2 separate regions of the Homo sapiens genome follow, and region 2 is linked to region 1. A link is an interaction called in ENCODE POLR2A ChIA-PET data of the cell type or tissue named here. Cell type or tissue: PC-9. All regions are shown on one strand. Each heading gives the region's core, and the rest is flanking DNA. Links, peaks and the distances in the headings are about the cores only. Region 1 overlaps CEP76 (centrosomal protein 76). Region 2 has its middle 41 kb from the start of C18orf61.

Region 1 (5,388 bases), core at 99-5,098:
GAGGGGGAGGCTGCAGTGGGCTGTGACTGTGCCACTGCACTCCAGCCTGAGCAACAGAATGAGACACTGCAAAAAAAAAAAAAGAGAAAACTGAAAAAAAAATATGCTAATCATACAAAACTAGTAAACATAATTTACTGTTTACCAACATCATGTTGGTAAAGAATATTTGAGGTAAAAGTTTTCTTAGAGTTCATTTACTTGGCTGCCATAATTGAAGTACTTTTTTACATAATCACTGAAAAGGCTCTAACTAAAATCATCAACACGTACCTTCAAGTACCATCAATATGGACAAAAAACCCTTATAATTTAAAATACTTATAACTTAAGCCGGACACAGTGGCTCACGCCTGTAATCCCAGCACTTTGGGAGGCTGAGGTAGGTGGATCACCTAAGGTCAGGAGTTCGAGACCAGCCTGGCTAACATGGTGAAAACTTGTCTCTACTAAAAATACAAAAATCAGCCAGGTGCGGTGGCACATGCCTGTAATCCCAGCTACTTGGGAGGCTGAGACAGGAGAATCGGCTTGAACCTGGGAGGTGGAGGTTGCAGTGAGCTGAGATTGTGCCAGTGCACTCCAGCCTGGGCGACAGAGCGAGACTCCATCTCAAAAAAAAAAAAAAAAAAAAACTTATAACTTCATTTTAATATCCTTATAAACTTAGTAAACTAACCTGTGTCCTGTTAAACTCTCCCAAAAAGTGATGGCCCCATCAGTTCCACAAGTCATAACCCATGCATGAGGTACTCCTTTTGCCTTGGTCCCAACACAAACAAAGGCTTCTAATCCATATCCAAGAAGAAGGCTGCACAGAAGGTTAGCGTGATCTTCACAGTCACCCTGGAAGATAAATTAAAATGAAGTATTCATTCTTCCATATTATTTCCTCATTACATACTTAAATACTAAATTATAATAAAAATTTATTGGCTGGGCACAGTGGCTCACGCCTGTAATCCCAACACTTTGGGAGGCCAAGGCGGGTGGATCACATGACGTCAGGAGTTCAAGACCAGCCTGGCCAACATAAGGAAACTCTGTCTCTACTAAAAATACAAAAATTAGCCGGGTGTGGTAGCACACACCATTAGTCCCAGCTACTCAGGAGGCGAGGCAAGAGAATCACGTGAACTTGGGAGGCGGAGGTTGCAGTGAGCTACAATCGCGCCACTGCATTCCAGCCTCAGCAACAGAGTAAGACTCTGTTTCCAAAAAAAAAAAAAAATGTTTATAAAGAACTCACACAACACAGAAAGAAAAGTAGAACATTTTTTTTTTTTTTTTTTTTTGAGACAGGGTCTTCCTCTGTCACCCAGGCTGGTGACATGATTCATAGCAGCCTTGACCTCCTGGGCTTAAGTGATTTCCCCATCTCAGCCTCCCAAGTAGCTGGGACTAAAGGTGTGCACCATGACACCTAGCTAATTTTAAAATTTTTTTTGTATAAACAGGGGTCTTACTGTGTTACCCAGGCTGCTCTTGAACTCCTGGGCTCAAGTGATCCTCCTGCCTCAGCCTCCCAAAGTGTTGGGATTACAGGCATGAGCTCCTGTGCCCAGCCTGGAATATTTTAATAGATTAATAGCTGAAGTACATGAACAAACAAGCAAACAAGTCATACAGCAAGAAATGCAAATAAATGGAAAACACTCAACCAATGACTGATAGTATCTATATGTGATAATTTCAAGAAAATACATACATAAGAAAAATGACTGGCAAGAACAACAACAAAATGCCAACAATGGTTATTACTGGGGAGGTTATATATAATTTTCCACTCTTTTTCCAGATTTTCTTTGGTTATATTACTTTCAATTTTAAAAAGTTATAAAGACCTATAAAAAAATAGAAAATATTAGCTGGGTATGGTGGTGTGTGCCTGTAATCCCAGCTACTCAGGAGGCTGAGGCAGGAGAATCGCTTGAACCTGGGAGGCAGAGATTGCAGTGAGCTGAGATCGTGCCACTGCACTCCAGCCTGGACAACAGAGTGAGACTCTGTCTCTAAAAAAAAAAAGAAAAAAAGAAAAGAAAATATCTGATACTGTGTTCTGTGAAAAAAATTACCAAGATATTAAACACTATGGTTACAATTTCGTATTTAAGTGTAGGAAGACTACACGCGAAAGCAAAAATAACTATTTGAGTTGAGTGTCCGAATGAAGAAATTTCTTTTTTTTTTCCTCTCTTTTGAGATAGGGTCTAGTTCTGACACCCAGGCTGGAGTGCAGTGGCATGATCTCAGCTCAATGCTGCCTTGACGTCCTCAGCTCACTGCAGCCTTGATGTCCCCAGCTCAAGTGATTCCCCCGCCTCAGCCTCCTGAATAGCTGGGACCACAGGCACTCATCACCAGGCCCAGCTATTTTTTGTGTTTTTGTAGAGACAAGGTTTCACCAAGTTGCCCTGGCTGGTCTCGAATTCCTGGACTCAAGCAATCCGCTTGCCTCAGCCTCCCAAAGTGCTGGGACTACAGGCATGAGCCACCTTACCTGGCCAAGAAATTTCTTTCTCCAAAAAATTGGATTTGGTGGTGCTAAAGTTTTTTAAAAAAAATTAACTGTAAGAAAACAAATAGCATTTTATAGTTCTTCAAGTGGCTTTACAAAAATGTAATAACCAATCTTTTATTTTTTAATTTACTTTTTTCTTTTTTGAGACAGAGTCTCGCTCTGTCACCCAGGCTGGAATGCAGTGGCATGACCTCGGCTCACTACAACCTCCTCCTCCCGGGTTCCAATGATTCTCAGCCTCCTGAGTAGCTAGGACTACAGGCGTGCACCACCACACCCAGCTAATTTTTGTATTTTTAGTAGAGAGAGAGTTTCATCATGTTGGCCAGGTTGGTCTTGAACTCCTGACCTCAAGTGATCCACCCACCTCGGCCTCCCAAAGTGCTGCGATTACAGGCATGAGCCACTGCGCCTGGCTTAATCAACCTTTTAGACCCAATTATTTCTGAGATTTTGTCCTAAAGAAAATTCAGAAGTAAAATAAAAATATCTGCAAAGATAGTCAGTGTGAAAGTTCATTCATGGCAACATTAAAAAATTTAAAATGAGCTTAACTTTATGGCCAGGTGTGCCAGCTTTTGCCTGTAATCTCAGCACTTTGGGAGGCTGAAGCGGGCAGATCACTTGAGGCCAGGAGTTTGAGACCACCCTGGCCAAGAAACCCCATCTCTACTAAAAATACCAAAAAAAAAAAAAAAAAAGCCAGGCATGGTGGCTCCATGCCTGTAGTCCCAGCTACTCAGGAGGCTGAGGTAGGAGAATTGCTTGAGGCTGGGAGGCGGAGGTTGCAGTGAGTCGAGATCGTGACACTGCACTCCAGCCTGGGCGACAGAGCGAGACCCCGTCCTAAACAAAAACAAAAGAAAACAACAACAACAAAACCACTGAATAAAAAAAAAAGAGCCTAACTTGGCAGTTCCTACAATAGGGAAATAGTTAAATGTATTTTGTATATTGACTCAAGGAAACTTAAAACACTCATTAAAAAACGGAAATCAGCACTTTAGGAGGCAGAGGCGGGCAGATCACCTAACGTCAGGAGTTCGAGACCAGCCTAGCCAACACAGTGAAACCCCATCTCTACTAAAAATACAAAAATGAGCTGGGGGTGGTGGCGGGCACCTGTAATCCCAGCTACTAGGGAGGCTGAGGCAGGAGAATCGCTTGAACCCAGGAGACGGAGGTTGCAGTGGGCCGAGATCATGCCATTGCACTCCAGCCTGGGCGACAAGAGGAAAACTCTGTCTCATTTAAAAAAAAAAGGAAATCAGAAAGACTGTAGCAACACATAGAAAAATGTTCATAGCATAATGCTTAATTATAAAGCAAGATACAAAAATTTATTTACAATTATAATTATGAAATAAATGATACATATACAGCAGAAAAAATATAAAAAGAAATAATAAACTAGGAATAGAATTATAGGTAAAGTTTCACCATTACTGTTGTAATGCTGTTGTTTGTACAGTAAAAAATCTAAATATATATATGATATATATCATATATATGATATCATATATATATGTATTTTTTTTTGAGACAGAGTCTTGCTCTGTCGTCCAGTTTGGAGTGCAGTGGCGCGATCTCAGCTCACTGCAACCTCCACCTCATGGGTTCAAGTGATTCTCCTTTTTTTGTGTTTTTAGTAGAGATGGGGTTTCACCGTATCAGCAAGGATGATCTCGATCTCCTGACCGTGTGATCCGCCCGCCTCAGCCTCCCAAAGTGCTGGGATTGCAGGCGTGAGCCACCACACCTGGCCCATGCCTGGGTAATTTTTATAGTTTTTTAGAGAGAGGGATTTTGCCATGTTGCCCAGGTTTGTCTGGAACTTCTGGGCTCAAGTGATTTGCCCACCTTGGCCTACCCAAGTGCTGGAATTGCGGGCATGAGCCACCATGCCTGGCCTGCTGTCACCTTTATTTATTTTTTTTGAGACAGAGTCTCGCTCTGTCACCCAGGCTAAAGATAGTTTTTTGTTTTTTTTTTTTGAGATGGAGTTTTGCTCTTATTGCCCACACTGGAGTGCGATGGCGTGATCTCGGCTCACTGCAACCTCCACCTCCCAGGTTCAAGTGATTCTCCTGCCTCAGCCTCCCAAGTAGCTGGGATTACAGGAGCCCGCCACCATGGCTGGCTAATTTTTGTATTTTTTCAGTAGAGATGGAGTTTCTCCATGTTAGCCAGGCTGTTCTAGAACTCCCGACCACAGGTGATCCACCCTCCCCGGCCTCCCAAAGTGCTGGGATTACAGGCGTGAGCCACCGCGCCTGGCCTAAAGATAGTTTTACTTGTTTGTTATCATACTATCAACATTTTTAGAACACAGATTAGGAAATATCCCATAATCTATAAAATTAGTTTACTAAAATCAAGTCATTCAAAAAGTGTAATTAAATATACATTTGTATTTAAATACAAACTAAACAAACTAAATAGCATGCAATTCAAGATTTTTTTCTATTTTAATATTTTTTCTATATTAATTTTGTACTGCCATTTTCTCTTTTTTTTTTATGGAGTTTCGCTCGTTGCCCAGGCTGGAGTGCAATGGCGCGATCTCAGCTCACCACAACCTCCGCCTCCCAGGTTCAAGCAATTCTCCTGCCTCAGCCTCCTCAGTAGCTAAGATTACAGGCACGTGCCACCACACCACGCTAATTTTGTACTTTTAGTGGAGACGGAGTTTCTCCACGTTGGTCAGACTGGTCTTGAACTCCTGACCTCAGGTGATCCACCCACCTCTGCCTCCCAAAGTGCTGGGATTACAGGCATGAGCCACCACGCCCAGCCTTATTTTCTCTTTTTTAAAGATGTATTATCTGAGCAAATTGCAACACATCAGTAGTACCAGAAAGCCATGG
Region 2 (5,388 bases), core at 67-5,066, 520 kb before region 1:
TTGCCTCGGCCCCGCAAAGTGCTGAGATTAAAGGCAAGAGCCACTGTGCCCAGCCCAAGATAACTTTATAGGCAAACTTTTTTCTCCCTCTCCAGAAGCTTTCTGAAGTTCTACTTTGGGATGCTGAAATCTGTCTAGGGTATGTCTGATAAAGATATTTTGCTTGTTCTGCTGGGCACTTATTTCAACAAGCATTTTTAAAAATCACTTTTCAGACTTTTTATACAGTAAAATTTATTCTTTCTAGAATATGGTTCTATGGGTTTTGATAAACACCTGTAGTCAAGTAACCACGACCATGATCAAAATGTAGAACATTTCATCACTCAGAGTGACCCCTTTGTGATGAACCAGGCCCTATCCTCGCCCCTGGCCCATGTAAATTACTAATTTCAACAGATTTTATTTTTACTTCTTCAGTAGGTCTTTGATTATTTTTGATTTCCATTTTTTGCCTTGCCAATTTTGTTCTTTGGTGAACTAGACTGTGTTGTAATATTTAACATAATATGATGTAATATCCTTTGAATGTTTTCTGTTCATGAATTATCTGTTTGAAGGTTTCTCATCCGTGAATTATCTGTTTCTCCTAGGGCTAGTGTGTTCGCTTGTGCTCAGATTCTGCCTCGCTTTCTATTTACATCTTTGTCCTTTCCTTTCTTGCTGTTGGATTTCCTTAAATGACTGGGTGGTCATTGGCTGTCTGTTCATTTTTATGGACAAGGAGGAGGCTGAATAGTATAGGTGGCCAAATGGGTTTCCACTGCAGCTGGAAAGGTCTGATTCCTGAGCAGGTCTTAAAGGTCTTGGCTGGGATGGGCAACTATGGGCTTCTACAAGTGCTGCCAGTGGCCAGGGATGTCAACAGACCAGCTTCCCTGTGGTGCGTAGGTGGGAGTGGCTAGGGTGAACCCCTTATGTTCTTGGAACAAACAAACAAAAGCAGGGAGGCTGTATTTTGGGGTCATGAGCTTTAGAACATCTTACCCTTGGGTAGTGTTGGCTCCCCCTTCCAGCGTCAGGTTTGGAGATCCACAAGTCACCTCCAGGCCTGCCTTCCTCATCTCAGGCCACAAGACAAGGTGTGTCCCCACAATAGGCAGGTGGCTCACTCTATTCAGAGACAGGCCTAGGTCTATGCTGGGGTATAAATACCTCTCCTGCCAGAGGAACGTGCTTTGTTTAGAGGTAGTAAATGAGAAGGCAAGGGACCTGAGTAGCCAGCTGATGCTGATCACACCTCTTTGAATAGCCTGGTCATTGTGGCTTTGGTGACATTTCCAGAGTCCCCTTCTGTCTGGTATTTTTGGCTGTTGTGTTCTTTCATCATTGTGTTTCTGTCTGTTAACTATCAGCTAAGGTATCTTCCTTTTGTCTCTACCATCAATGCTTTTATTATTTTAAACAATCTCTTCCTCTGTATGTGCAACCTGAAAAGATATTGCAAATAGGATTACTTTTGCAAATTGTTAATACCCTACAAAATTGCTTTAGAAATTTTTTATTTTTATTTTTTATTTTTTTTGAGACGGAGTCTCGCTGTGTCGCCCTGGCTGGAGTGCAGTGGTGCCATCTCGGCTCACCGCAAGCTCTGCCTCCCGGGTTCACGCCATTCTCCTGCCTCAGCCTCCCGTAGCTGGGATCACAGGCGCCCACCATCATGCCTGGCTAATTTTTTTTTTTTTTTTTGTATTTTTAGTAGAGATGGGGTTTCACCGTGTTAGCCAGCGTGGTCTCGATCTCCTGACCTCGTGATCCACCGGCCTTGGCCTCCCAAAGTGCTGGGATTACAGGCGTGAGCCACCGCGCCCGGCCAGAAATTTTTTATTTAACACACATTTAAAAATATTTCAGCTGGGCTTCGAGTGGGAGGTGCTTCGTTTGCCATTTGAGTTGGAAGTGAATATATATGATTTTAAAGGTAATAAGTGTATTTCTTTTAAAATATGGGGCCTAGTTCAGACCTTCCACAAAATTCTTCCTATGCTATTAACCTGTGATGGAAAAAGTTTAAAGCTGGACATCTTTCTCCTCATGCAAGACACTGAACACAGCAGAAGTATAACGACCTATTGAGTTTAATTTAATTATATAATAAATGACCAGGAAAACGTGTATTTAAAGAAGAGTGCATATATTTTGTAGTTAGACCCTGCTTTGAGGTATCTAGGGAAGAAAAGTGATTTGAGTTGCTTGGAAGAGGTGAGGAGAATAGTCAGGGACACAGTAGTTGGCATTGTTCATGATATTTAGTTCATTTTCTTTAACACATACTGGTATAAAAGATACTGATTTGGGGGTAATTTTCTCCCCTGCCTTCATTCTGTTCTATCCTGAAAAATCATATTTAAATGAATTTAATGTACAAAATTTAGTACTTAACAAATTGACATGCATTAGACAGTTTCTCCCTCTCCCCAAGGCTAGCTTTCTAGTTCCATAGTGGAGACCAATAGTTAGATTTTGGTCTGTTGACACTGCTTTTATGTACAGAAAGTTAGGAAATAACTAATCTGCAAATTGTCCAATAAGTAGAGTCTATAGGTTACAAAGAGATTTGTCCTGTGGTTCAGGATGTTTGGTAGCAGTTGCCTGGATATCTGTGTTGAGAAGAATGTTGTATCTTTTCTGGACTCTGCAGAGAAACGTGATGAGTAATGTCTGCCCTGAGGACATTAGACAGCACATGAGCTAAGCATAGATCATTATGCCAGTGGTAGTGGTGGTTCTTATAATTATTATTATTAGTTACTAGTTTCTCAGAGTTTATTTAGCTTATTATTTTTTACCATAAGTGTATCTGTGAGACTATAATGTTTTTATGGAAAATATATAACTGAATAAAACACTACATTTTTAGTTTTGTGTAGGTCTTTTTTAAGAAATAGAATTATTTTATGCTTTCACCCACTCTTTAGGTTTTAATTATTTTTAATCACCTTGCACACTTACTATAGGTACAATATTTATTACTACCTTTAACAAAGGAATGGAACGTGATCTTTCTTGTGTTTCAAATATTCTGTTTTCTTATAAACTTAGTTTTGATATTTTTCAGGCTATAATCATGTCTTAGATACTTGAGTCCCAAATCTGCCTGTGTTCCTTTTGACTGTAATTAATAGTGCCGTTTGGTGTTCTGGGGTACAAATCATAGGGCTGCTCAATGTCACACATTTCCTTGTTTGTATATTCCCTTGATCAATGTCATCAACAGCGTAAGGACTAGAGCCTTTACCATAAGCTCATATTCATATTTTTCTTAAACAATGTGTGTGTGTGCATGTACATGTGTAGGTGAGTGTTAATTTCTCACCTTTTAAACCATAATTCAAAATCTAGGTGACATGTTCCAATAGCTGATAAGCATTTCATAGTATGGTAGGTCAGGTTTACCATGTAATGTCTTTGATAATGCCTCCTTTTATATGAGAGAAGTTTCAATGGAGTCCTGCTGAGGAAGTAAATCAACAGGGGGCAAGTAGTTTGACCCTTCCAGCCAGAGAGAGAATTTGGTAAGTTTTTAGACAGGTTACTGACTGCCCTTTAGAGGTTCTGTAACTCCTTTCAGCTGGGGCTTGTATTTCATGTGTGAGAGGGCTACATTATCATAATCCATTTTTTGTTTTTATGTTATCTATCAGCAGCTCTTATAAGGCTGCTTTCTGAAGGGTATTCCCCATTTACTTGCTGTAATTCACCTTCTTTATTTCTTTAATCATGAAATTGATGTTTTGCAACCAGAGGGAGGCATTATATGTAAGTTGTTTGTGGAGGTGATACAGGGAAGAAAATTAGTGGTAAAATTAAGAACAAAAAATGGCGGTGGAAGGAAATTCATGAATAGACATCGCCTCAGTGCCATAGGAAGATGTGCTCAAGAAGCGTGTTAGACCCGAAGATCCTGGAAGAATGTCAGGCTCATGATAATTATAATTATGATATGTCTGTGGCTGATGCTGAAAAGTGCTCATGACACACTAACAAGTTTTTACTTAAGTGATTCTATTTGGTAGAAAATACCCAGATTTACCCTAACATGTAAAAAAGGTACTATCTTAAAATGTGTCTACCTATTAAACAGTGATTCCTCAGGCAGTCCTCAAACTGAAATCAGTGGAAATGTGTAAAATTGTTGATGCACTCATGTTACCATCTGAGTCTTAAAACATTTGACGTATTTTTTTATTTATACAATTTTACACACCTGAAAAGATAATGCAAATAGGATTACTTTTGCAAATTGTTAATACCTTACAAAATTTCTTGGAAATTTTTATTTAAATTTTTAAACATCCTTTTTTATTCAAGGGAAAAAATTCCAGCCTATCTCATTCTCTCATATAATACGCCATTTTCCTTAACAGTTCTTTTTCTAAATTTTTATTTTGTGAGTACATAGTAGGTATATATATTTGTTGAGTACATGACATATTTTGGTACAGGCGTGCAATGCATAATAGCATGGAGAATGGGGTATCCATCTTCTCAAGCATTCATCTTTTGTGTTACAAACCATCCAATTATAGTCTTACAGTCCTTTTAAAATGTACAGTTATTATGGACTATAGTCACCCTGTTGTGCTACCAAACACTAGGTCTTATTCATGCTTTCTATTTTTTGTGCCCATTAACCAACTCCCATCTCCACCTCCTTGCCACTACCCTTCCCAACCTCTGGCAACCATCCTTCTACTCTCTATCTCCACAAGTGTAATCGTTTTGAATTTTAGATCCCACAAATAAGTGAGAACATCAATGTTTTTCTTTGCCTGGCCTATTCCAATTAACATAATGACCTCCAGTTCCATCCATGTTGTTGCAGATGACAGGATCTCACTCTCTTCTGTGGCTGAATATACACAACTCCATTGTGTATATGTACCACATGTTTTTATCCATTCATCTGTTGATGGACACTTAGGTTGCTTCCACATCTTGGCTATTGTGAACAGTGCTGCAACAAACATGGGAATGCAGACATCTCTGAGAATCTAATGTCCTTTCTTTGGGGTATATACCTAGCAATGGGATTGCTGGATCATATGGAAGATCTAGTTTTTTTGAGGAACCTCCAAACTGTGCTCCATGGTAGTTTTATTAATTTATGTTTCCACCAACAGTGTAGAGGGTTCCCTTTTCTCCATATGCTCAACAGCATTTGTTATTGCCTGTTCTTTGGATAAAAGCCATTTTAACTGGGGTGAGATGATATCTCACTGTAGTTTTGAATTGCATTTCTCTGATGATCAGTGATGTTGAACTTCTTTGTATGCCTGTTTGGCATTTATATGTCTTCTTTTGAGGAAATGTCTGTTCAAATCTTCTGCCTATTTTTAAGTTGGATTATTAGATTTTTTTTCCTATAGTGTTTTTTGAGCTCCATAT

Evidence for each region. ChIA-PET counts read pairs that join two places held together with the same protein. Peaks named below come from ENCODE experiments on the same cell type or tissue, not always from the same donor. Only the 100,000 strongest peaks of a DNase experiment are listed, where the experiment ranks them.
Region 2: POLR2A ChIA-PET joins it to region 1 with 7 read pairs; 2 of 35 experiments call an interaction of 5 or more read pairs at or near these places.

The regions. Positions count from the first base shown.
Region 1 is chr18:12,679,983-12,685,370 of GRCh38, forward strand. CEP76 (centrosomal protein 76) reads right to left here. Exons shown (of 12, transcript NM_024899.4): 9 at 680-846. It also overlaps a transcript of PSMG2 not described here. Among named protein-coding and RNA genes, the nearest start is that of CEP76, 20 kb to the right of the region's middle. In PC-9, for the core only: no CTCF peak of the experiment used is centred there; no DNase peak of the experiment used is centred there.
Region 2 is chr18:12,157,019-12,162,406 of GRCh38, forward strand. It overlaps a transcript of ANKRD62 not described here. Among named protein-coding and RNA genes, the nearest start is that of C18orf61, 41 kb to the right of the region's middle. In PC-9, for the core only: no CTCF peak of the experiment used is centred there; a DNase peak (open chromatin) is centred at 2,603.